2 separate regions of the Homo sapiens genome follow, and region 1 is linked to region 2. Evidence: chromatin loops called from intact Hi-C (ENCODE). Cell type or tissue: PC-3. All regions are shown on one strand. Each heading gives the region's core, and the rest is flanking DNA. Links, peaks and the distances in the headings are about the cores only. Region 1 overlaps OLA1 (Obg like ATPase 1). Region 2 overlaps OLA1 (Obg like ATPase 1).

The links. Peaks named below come from ENCODE experiments on the same cell type or tissue, not always from the same donor. Only the 100,000 strongest peaks of a DNase experiment are listed, where the experiment ranks them.
Region 1: a loop joins it to region 2, with 2.3 times the contacts of the local background. A loop is called at or near these places in 3 of 110 quality-filtered maps.

The regions. Positions count from the first base shown.
Region 1 is chr2:174,117,411-174,122,800 of GRCh38, reverse strand. All of the region lies in intron 7 of OLA1 (Obg like ATPase 1), which reads left to right. Among named protein-coding and RNA genes, the nearest start is that of LINC01960, 95 kb to the right of the region's middle. RefSeq lists an enhancer at 65-1,985. In PC-3, for the core only: no CTCF peak of the experiment used is centred there; DNase peaks (open chromatin) are centred at 1,450, 2,240 and 4,520; H3K4me3 peaks cover 2,351 bases; H3K27ac peaks cover 5,000 bases.
Region 2 is chr2:174,232,106-174,237,495 of GRCh38, reverse strand. The region is part of intron 2 of OLA1 (Obg like ATPase 1); the gene reads left to right. Among named protein-coding and RNA genes, the nearest start is that of OLA1, 14 kb to the left of the region's middle. RefSeq lists a silencer at 4,189-4,389. In PC-3, for the core only: no CTCF peak of the experiment used is centred there; a DNase peak (open chromatin) is centred at 2,765; H3K27ac peaks cover 562 bases.

The sequences.
Region 1 (5,390 bases), core at 152-5,151, 110 kb after region 2:
GGGGTTGTAGCTGGGCATGAATTTTAAAATCCAGATTGAATGCTTTAAAAAAAAAAAAAAAAAGACTGTGTGTGGGGAAAGACCAGTACCTGTTTCAAATGCTTTAAAAGTACATCGAGGTAAAAACTATGCATTCATGTATTGATTGTCATTTTTGGCATGTAACCAAAATGTACAAGATTTGTTACTATCACTGATAACTTCAGAAAATTATATGTTCATGTACCTGTGGGCATGTCCACATTTGGCATACCACTCACTTTGACTTGCCTCACTGGACTCTTAAGTATTTTATACTATTGAGTCATACAAACAAATCAAAACTATCCAAAGCAAAATATCTGAATTCTCCTAAACTATATTGTCTGTTTCTCCCTGTACTTCATTAAGTACTTAGATGCACATGGTTTCAATTTTCCATTAAAAATTCTCATTTCCATATGATATCAAAGAGTGAGAAGGCTTTAAACTGAAAAATAAACATTCATAGACTGGAAGCCAAAACAATAATTAATGTCAGATGGTTAACTCCAATAAATCATTAGAATAAATTCTGTGAAATTACTGCAACTAAAAATGCCCTGTTGATATTACTATAAGACATTTTGTGTTCCTGATAGGAAGATGAATTTAGCCTCTTTATTGGTAATGTTCTAAAAAGCATAAATTTAACATAAAGATTTCATTCAGCTGGTCAGTATCCTCCATCAGGTAATTAACTTTAAAATAATCAGTTCTGTCGCCTTTCAAATTCTTATAAATTTGATGATTAATGTGTTAAAAATTGTTACCTTTAGGAATGAATTTTAAAATTTATTACTTGACCTCAGTTAATAAATCTTCTCATTGTGGTATGAATGGTAAGGTTTCCTGAGGCTCTGTGAAACAATACAGACATCAAAGTTTACATGAAAAGGGATGAGTCAGTTTCCTTGCCCAAAGGGACTTCTCACACCTGTATTTGGATGATTACAGGTAGAACTCCCTGGCTCTAATTGTATAGTAAATACCATTTCCCAGACCCTAATGGTAGACAGACTGCTTAGGAGACGCCAGTCTGTGATTTAGCTGTCGCCAGACACCCCATGTTTTTTGTGAGACCAGTTGTGATGATGACATGGTTATAGCCAATTGAAAGTAAACCCTTGTCTAAATAGCAAATTTTAATTTATAATAATGTAGAGGTATGAATGATCCTATTTTATAAAACCAAATCTTAATAGGTTTTATGTATAACTAATGATCTGGCTTGGGGTTGGTGTGTGTATGTCTTGGGGGGAGGGTTGGGAGGGATCCAGATCTTGTGGAAGTTAGTGTAATTGTAGCTGAAAGATCAAAGACTGGGTAACTGAATGATGTTCCAGAAGAGAATTTACCACATAGCCATTTTCTGTACAGTTTCTGCCGCCTGCTGTTCCTATTTTCCCTCAAGCTAGCCATTGACTACCCCCTGTGCATCCCTGCTCGTAAAAAATGATTGAGGAAGTATTTGTCATATATTTATGAGTGGGAAATATTGTGTGATAGGGAATGGCATCTACTGGAGCCAGAAAGATTGCCATTTTCCTTTCATTCAGCCACTCTGCTACAGCTTTAAATCCTCTCTGTTTATGCAACATAGCCTTTGTATTAAAGTGCAGAATAAATTTTTATTATGAGGGATATGAACACTAGGTTTTCATCATTTATAACACTGAAAGCAGATGTAAATAGTTAAAATCCATTTTAACTACTAAATCCTTTTAATTGTGTTAGCATCTTGTTTTTTGGTAATGTTTACATCTAAGCTCCATTTGCATTATTAGTTGCTTCTTTAGCAAAAGAAAAAGTTTTTGTTTTTTAAGATTAACATGTAATGTTACTATAGCAAATAAGACTGATGCAGGAAACAGTAATAAATACTTTCATGGGTCTTTTAGATCTGGAAAACTATTTTAAACCATCAAGAAAGAGGAGAGGAGAGGTTTGTGACTTTGGCCACAAGAGGAGACTAAAACTGTTGTTATTTTAGCAGGTCACCATTTCAGAAGTATTGAACACTTTAGTTACTGAAGTTCACCCTAAATGTAAATGGTAATGTGTTATTTTTCAACCCTAGAAAAGAAGGAAGCATTTTGAAAGATAAGTCTATTGTGTTATTGAGTAGCTATATTGACATTTTGTGAGATGCAAAAACTGGAATGGCTGCAAGCATTAGTCATTGAATTAGTCATTTCATTGATTTATGACTAAAGACCTAGCCCCTGAAGAGAAGCTGACATGGCAGCCGGGTTGGTTGCAGTTGTGTTATGATCAAATGACAGTAATCAAGATGTTGTAAGTGAATCCACAAACCATTTTTTATTATTACAAATTGCTGTTTCTTGAATGAGTAAAACTATATAGAAGTTTTTGTTGTTTTTGGTGAGCACAAGCATTTTTGAACACTTGAGGTTTTCATTTTCTAAACACGATCAGCTGTTACTTATAACTAAGATTATACTATAGACGGTATTAATTTTCATTTGAGATTGCTTACTGAGTCATGGTGTCAAGCAGGTACAGGACATTAGAACTGTCAAACTACTGCTTAATTAGGGGTTTAAATTTCAATCTTTGCACCCTTGCTGCTCTGTTAGTAGAATATGCCATCCAATTATGAAATCAGTAGAATAAACTAATTTTACATATTTTTTACACCTACCAGCCATCAATTATGTTTCATTTTTGTGATCCTACCTTTCTTGAAACTGTTAATAAAGGATAATTATATTTTATTATTTATTATACTACATATTTATGTTCAACTGGAAAATATAACTAAACTTTTAGATACGCAGACTGTGTGTGTGTGTGTGTGTGTGTTTGTGTGTGTGTGTGTTATACACACATTTTCATATGCCCTGGTGGGCTTGTAGTCATTTAACATTACCTTTTGGGTAATATTATATGAGTCAATTAATCTGAGTGATGAAATTGATTCAAGATAGGTAGACAAATACTTGGAAAGTCTTTTAAGTTGTTTAATAATGAAGGGCAATGTGTCAAGTTCACTAAATGCATTTTAAATAGAAAAATGTTTTATTATTCTTATTATACCATGATTCAGTTCCTTCCCCTTTCCCATCTTTATGTGTTCATTAGTTTTCCACATAATTTGTACATAACAACTAAAAATAGTTTGGGGATACTACACATTATGTGCTTGGTTTGGGGGGAATCATGGAATAAATATATTTTCTTGATTTCTTGAGCTGCCTATAAAAATTACAGCTACTATATCTCAGTAAGTGTATATGTAGGTGGAAGTGTGTATATTTTTGACACACAATTTTCTATTTCTGTATGTGTGCATATATATACAAACACATATATGCATATAAATATAAAAAACTATTTCTATAGAACTATTGTAGGAGGTCATCAGTTTCTGACAAGATCATTTAAGCTAGAAATATAACACAGACATTCTGCTTTGGAAAGATTACTTTGTATTATGATAAAGCTTATTGTTAACAGTATTATTTATACTATGAATTAGGATTTCAAATAATTTTTTGGTGAATGAATTTTGTGGAATTGATTATTTCTTTCTCTGATCAGAATCTTTAGAATTAAAAAGAATATGATAAAGAAAAATGATCTTTTTATTACAGGAGATGGAAGGCTGAAAGAAGTGGGGATGGGGAAAAACCTTTGCCCATTCAGGAATCTTTTTTTTTTTTCTTTTTTGGTCAAATGTACTTTTGCATTTGAATATATTTTTACATGTAATAATATTTGTGAATTCCTATTTGGTTTTCATTAAATGGGTTTTGAATATTCTTTCGACAATTTCATATTCTTATCGAGAGATAACAATACAGTAGTGCACTTCTGGTTTCTTATGAAAGAGATAATTATATACGAAAGCACTTTTTTTATATGAACATAATGCTACTGACCCTATGCATATTAGGAATTTCCCTTGGCCTGTTTGTATTTTTTGCAATACTATTTATAGCCAATGATTTCTATTTGCCAGATGGTTCACTGAATTCAAGAAAGTGATACATTTGGGAGTGCCCGTTGTAATCTTCATTAGCACCATCTGCTGACTTACTGATTTGTGAGTGATGTAATTTATCAAATATGTCAGGACTTTCATCTTTTTCAAACTAGCTGAAGAATTTCACTCCACATAAACAGGAAAAGTTATATAAAATTTTTTCTAGCTTCCACAGATTAAAAGGTTTATAAGTACTTTTTAAAAAATTAAGTGTTCCTTAGGATTCTGTCATGTGAAATTAAAATATATATTCTCTATACATGTACACACATCTATGTTCTAGGAAATGAAATATAAAGTTTGGTTTATAGCTATCCAGTGTTCTTCAAATTACAAATGATTCATCTACACAAAGAATTTCTTTGCTTCCCTACCCTACTCACTTTGTTGAATAATTCAAAAACAATCCCCTTAAAAATCTGCACTAGAGATTAAGGATCTCTGAGTCATATTTTGTTACCAAAACACTGAGTTGGGATGAGCTACACTTTTACAACCGGAGTTGATATGGTTTGGATTTTTGTCTCTGCCCGAATCTCATGTTGAATTATAATTCCCAGTGTTGGAGGAGGGGCCTGGTATGAGACGATTGGACCGCAGGGGTGGATTTCCTTCTTGCTGTTCTCGTGATAATGAGTGAGTTCTCATGAGATCTGGTTGTTTAAAAGTGTGTAGCACCTACACCTTTGCTCTCTTCCTCCTTCTCCGGCTGTGCCTGCTTCCTGTTTACCTTTGCCATGATTGGAAGTTTCCTGAGGCCTCCCCAGCCGTGCCTCACAGCCTGCAGAACTGTGAGCCAGTTAGACCTCTTTTCTTTATAAATTACCCAGTCTCAGGTATTTCTTTATAGCAATGTGAGAATGGACTAATACAGGAGTTTAGTAGTTGGTGAAGAGGGTAGTGGAGAATTTTGAAGCTCAGAAATCTCAGGACTGTTGGGAGTGGGAAATATAGGGCAGGACCTCGGGAAGGATTTAGAATGGAGGTTCAAGATAGTTTGTAGGATTTGAATAACAGGTTTTCCTGGGAGAAGGGTGGAGAAAAGGAAAGGTGAACAATGTCAGTGTTTTACAGCCTAATGTGTCCTGCTTGTGTGGGATAGGAGGAAGAGCATTATTTGTCTCTACCGTTCTTTCCTGTGCAGCATGTTCCCCAGACACAGCATCTACCTTTGGATTTAATGTTGTAGTTTAACTATTTGATGAGTTAAATAGACTTGAAGCCTAGCCCAAAATGTTAGGGACCATTAATAATATTGTTTCTATAAAGAAAACGAATCCTAAAAAACTGGAGAATATGGTCTATTTGTAACCTAGGGAGTAGAAACTATCAAGGAGTTGGGTGTGTTAAGAAGAATACTACT
Region 2 (5,390 bases), core at 66-5,065:
TTACAGGCATTAGCCTCCATGCCCAGCCTATACTGTAATTTTTATGGTTACTTTAGAGTGTACTCTTTCTACTTATAAAAAAAAAAAGTAACTGTAAAACAGCCGTTGGCAGTTCCTTCAGGAGGTATTCCAGAAGGAAGCATTGTTATCATAGGAGATGACAGCTCCATGTGTGTTATTGCCCCTGAAAACCTTCCTGTGGGACAAAATGTGTAGGTGGAAGACAGTGATATTCATGATCAGACTCCATGTAGGCCTGGGTTAATGTATGTGTTTATGTCTCGGTGTTTAACAAAAAAGTTTTTAAAAAAAGCACACATTTTAAAGATATAAAAAAGCATATGGAATAAGGATATAAAGAAAAAATATTTTTGTACAGCTATACAGTGTATTTGTATTTTAAGCTAAGTGTTATTACAAAAGAGTCAGTAAGTTAAAATTAAAGTTGATAAAGTAAAAAGTATTGGTAAGCTAAGGCTAATTTATTGAAGAAAGAAAAATATTAAAAAATAATTTTAGTGTATCCTGAATGTACAATGTTCATAAAGTCTACAGTAGTGTGCAGTAATGTCCTAGGCCCTCACATTCACTCACCATCACTCATTGACTCACCCAGAGCACCTTCCAGGCCTGCAAGCTCCACTCATGGTAAGCGTCCTATTTCACTTTTATATGTATTTTTACTGTTCCTTTTCTATGTTTAGATATATAGTACCTGCCATTGTGTTACATTTGTCTACAGTGTTCAGTACAGTAACATGCTGTACAGGTTTAGCCTAGAAGCAATAGGCTATCCCATATAGCCTAGGTGTGTAGTAGGCTGTACCATCTAGGTTTGTGTAAATATACTCTGTAATGTTCGCACGATGATGAAATTGCCTAAGGACCCATTTCTCAGAATGTATCTCCATCATTAAGCGATGTATGGCTGTAAATGCATGTTCTTCCCTAGATAGTATCCTGCTGAAGCTCTGGTTATTTCTTTCTCCAGTCTTTTTCTCTCTTTGTGCTTCATTTGGATACTTTTATTGCTGTCTTCAAGGTCTTTTGCTTGCAGTGTCCAATCTTCTGTTAATCATGTCCAGTGTATTTTTCATTTCAATTTCATTTTATTTCAAATATTGTATCTTTTTAACAATAATTTTATTTGGATATTATGTGTTTCATTTTCTTCCTCACTGTCTTTATATTAGCTTTTATATCCTTAAGAAAAATTTTAAAAGATTTGTAACATTTATTTTAAGGTCCTTTTATGCTACTTCATCTCTCATTACTATATTTGTATTTACTGACTTTTATCCTGATTTTGGTATATATATTTCTGCTTTTTTGCATGTCTTATAATTTTTATTGGATTCTATACACTGTGGATTTTATGTTAAATGCTAAATATTGTTGTTTTCCTTTAAAGAGTGTTGGACCTCGGTATGGCATTTAGTTATTTATGTATCAGATTAATTGTTTTGAGTCTTCTTATGATGGATTAATATGATTTTGTGCTCTGGTGCTACTTAAGCCCTAGTACTAAGACTTGACCCTTTTGAGGACTCTATCCAAATTCCCTTGTATTACAGGATCTCTCCACTGTGGCTCATAGGAATGTGAACTGTTCCAATCTCCATGTGAGCCCTGAGAACTGTTCATCCTACTCTGTTTGGGTGGTTCTTTCCCTGGACTTGTAGTGATTGAATTTACTCATGCGCAAATCATTACTTAGCTGCGTTCTTGAGGGGACCCTCTGCAGCTCTTCAGAGCGTTTTCTCTGTGCAGCTCCCACCTTTCTAGTATACTCTCCCATAAATTCTAGCTGCCTTGGCCTCCTAACTCTCATCTTAGTCTCTTCAACTTGGTGTGACTACTGGGTTCTGTTGGTTTCCCCTCTTGGAATGGTGACTTTGAAAGCATCAGTAGGCAGTAAGCTGGAGCAATTGTAGAGCTTAGTTTATTTGTTATTCTTCTCTCAGGGAACACAGTCCTGTGATGCATATTGTCCTTTGTGTGAAAACTATTATTTCATAGATTTTTGTCTGGTTTTCTAGCTCTTTGTAGCAGGAGGGCAGTTCTTGTAGCAGAGGGGAAGCAAAACTCCCCAAAACCATTTTAAATGAATTTAAATCTTACTGTCTGCTTGTCAATATTCCAGAATGCCTGTTCTTTCATAGAAATCTATGATTTGGGACTTATTTACTTTCTCTTTTTAATATGTTCTGAATGATCTTTTTGAATAACAGATCTGTTTTCCTAATCACTCTTTCCTAGTATTCAGCAGTAACTGTGTGCCTTAGAGGTACTTCATAGATTAATGGGTTTTACGTTTTATTTATTTATTTTTTTCCCAAGACAAAGTCTCGCTCTGTTGCCCGGGCTGGAGTGCAGTGGTGCGATCTCCACTCACTGCAACCTCTGCCTCCTGGGTTCAAGCAATTCTCCTACCGCAGCCTCCCACGTAGCTGCGATTACAGGCATGTGCCACCATGCCTGGCTAATTTTTGTATTTTTAGTAGAGATGGGCTTTCATCATACTGACCAGGTTGGTCTTAAACTCCTGACCTCAAGTGATCTGCCCGCCTCTGCCTTCCAAAATGCTGGGATTACAGGCTTGGGCTACCATGCCCCGCCTAGTTTTAAAATTTTAAATGAGTTTCTTTTTCAGAATTCTAATCTAGTCTGTATTGCTGTATCACCACATAATTTCAAATAATTTTTTTTTTTCTCCTTAAGGTACAGTTGAGGGCTGGGCATGGTGACTCATACCCATAATCCCAGCACTTTACGAGGCTGAAGCTGGCAGATTGCTTGAGTTTAGGAGATGAAGACCAGCCTGTGCAACAGGGTGAAACCCTGTCTCTACAAAAAATACAGATATTAGCCAGGGGTGGTGGTACGCACGTGTAGTCCCAGCTGCTTGAGAGGCTGAAGCGGGAGGATCTCTTGATCCTGGGAGGTCAAGGCTGCAGTGAGCCATGTTCATGCCACTGCTCTCCAGCCTGGGCAATAAAGTGAGACCCTATCTCCAAAAAATAAGAAAGTTAAAAAAGAAATTACAGTTGACCCTTGAACAGCTCGGGGATTAGGAGCACTGACCCCTGGCCCAGTCAAAGATTTGTGTGTAATTTTTGATTCCCCCAAAACTTAACTACTAATAACCAACTATTGACTGGAAGCCTTACCAATAACATAAACAGTTGATTAAGCTATATTTTGTATGTTGTATTATTCTATACTATATTCTTACAATAAACTAAGCTAGAGAAAATAATGTTATTAAGAAAATCATAAGGAAGAGAAAACGTAGCTACTATTCACTAAGTGAAAGTGGATCATCATAAAGGTCTTTGTTGTCTTCATGTTGAGTGGGTTGAGGAGGAGAAGGAGGTGGAGGGTTTGGTCTTGCTGTCTCAGGTGGCAGAGGCAGAAGATAGAGAGGAAGTGGAAGGAGAGGAAGGAGGGGCAGGCACATTCAGTGTAAATTTTATTGAAAATAATCTGTGTATAAGTGGACACATGCACTTTGAACATGCATTTCAAACCAGTGTTGTTCAAGGGTTAACTGTATTTGCTTTACTAAACCACAGACTTTATTTGGATTTCACCAGTTTTCCCACTAATGTCCTTTGTCTTTTCCAGTGTTGAATACCATGTTGTGTTTTAGTCTTCATGTCTCCTATCTCCTCCAATCTTTGACAGTTTCTGAATGTTTTATTTTTCCTGACCTTCAAAGATTTATTTTTGAAGAGTACTGGTTAGGTATTTTGTATAATATTTATCCATTTGAGTTTGATACTTTTTAAAGAAATTATGGTAATAAACACATAATATATGGCCACGCACAGTGGCTCACGCCTATAATCCTAGCACTTTGGGAGGCTGAGGCAGGAGGATCACTTGAGTTCAGGAGTTCAAGGCCAACCTGGCCAACATGGCAAAACCCCATCTCTACTAAAAGTACAAAAAATTAGCTGGCCGTGGTGTCATGCACCTGTAGTCCCAGCTACTCTGGAGGCTGAGGCATGAGAATCGCTTGAACCCAGGAGGCGGAGGTTGCAGTAAGCCGAGATCGTGACACTGCACTCTAGCCGGGTGACAGAGTGAGATTCTGTCTCAAAATAAAAAATGTAATATATTATACAATTTACCATCTTAATCGTTTTTTAATGTGCAGTTCAATTGTGTTAACTGTATTCATTGTTGTATAACAGATCTCTAGAACTTTTTCATCTTGCGTAACTGAAACTGTATACCCATTGAACAACTTCCCATTTCTCTTTCCCCCCAGCCCCTGGAAACCACCATTCTACTGTTTCCATGATTTTGACTACTCTAGATATCTCATATAAGTATATTCATATTTGAGTATATGAATATAAGTGGAATCATAAAGTGTTTATACTTTTGCGACTAGCTTATTTTACTCAGCATAGTGTCCTTAAAGTTTATTCATGTTGTAGCATGTGACAGGATTTCCTTCTTTTTAAGGGCTGAGTAATGTTCTATCATATGTAGATAACATTTTCTTTATCCATTCATCTGTTGATGGACATTTGGTTCTACCTCTTGGCTATTATGAATAATGCATCAATGAACATGGGTTTGTAAATATCTCTTTGAGATCCTGCTTTCAACTCTTTTGGATATATACCCAGAAGTGAGATTGCTGGATCGTATGGTAATTCTATTTTTACTTTTTTGAGGAACCTCAAACTGTTTTCCGTAGCGTCTATACCACTTTACATTCCTACCAGCAGTGCACGGAGTTCTAATTTCTCTGTACTCTTGCCAACACTTATCATCTTGTTTTTTTGATAGTGGCCATCCTAATAATTGTAAGGTTATATCTCATTGTGGTTTTGATTTGCATTTCTCTAGTGATTAGTGGTTGAGCATCTTTTCATATTTTTTTAGCCATTTGTGTCTCTTTGGAGAAATAATCTGTTGAGAACAGACATTTCTCTAGGTGTGATCATTGCTGCTGAAGTGTTGCTGTTTTTAGGCCTTCTTCTCCGATGGAAGTAGAAAATATGTAATTATACTCACCCATGTATACATGGATTGGCATTTATTTCTGTCATCTTACGTATTTGTGTATCTATCAGATAGATGCTTTTAACAGTTTAGTTATATCTAATTGAAAACATTTTGAAAGAACTTTCTACTTCTTTTCCCATGTTTTGGATGGATATTATATATAAATAGTTAATTCAGAATGCTGTGGGAATTTGCACTGGTATCCCTACTTCCCATTACATGCTGCAATTTTGTGTAAAGTTTTACATAAAACATCTATTCAGTCAGATTGACTTAACAGAGTAAAATAGTAATTTCCAAAATAAAGTATGTAGGTCCTAAGTCTAGGGGGCATACATTTAGTCTAGTCACTGTGTTTTTTTTCT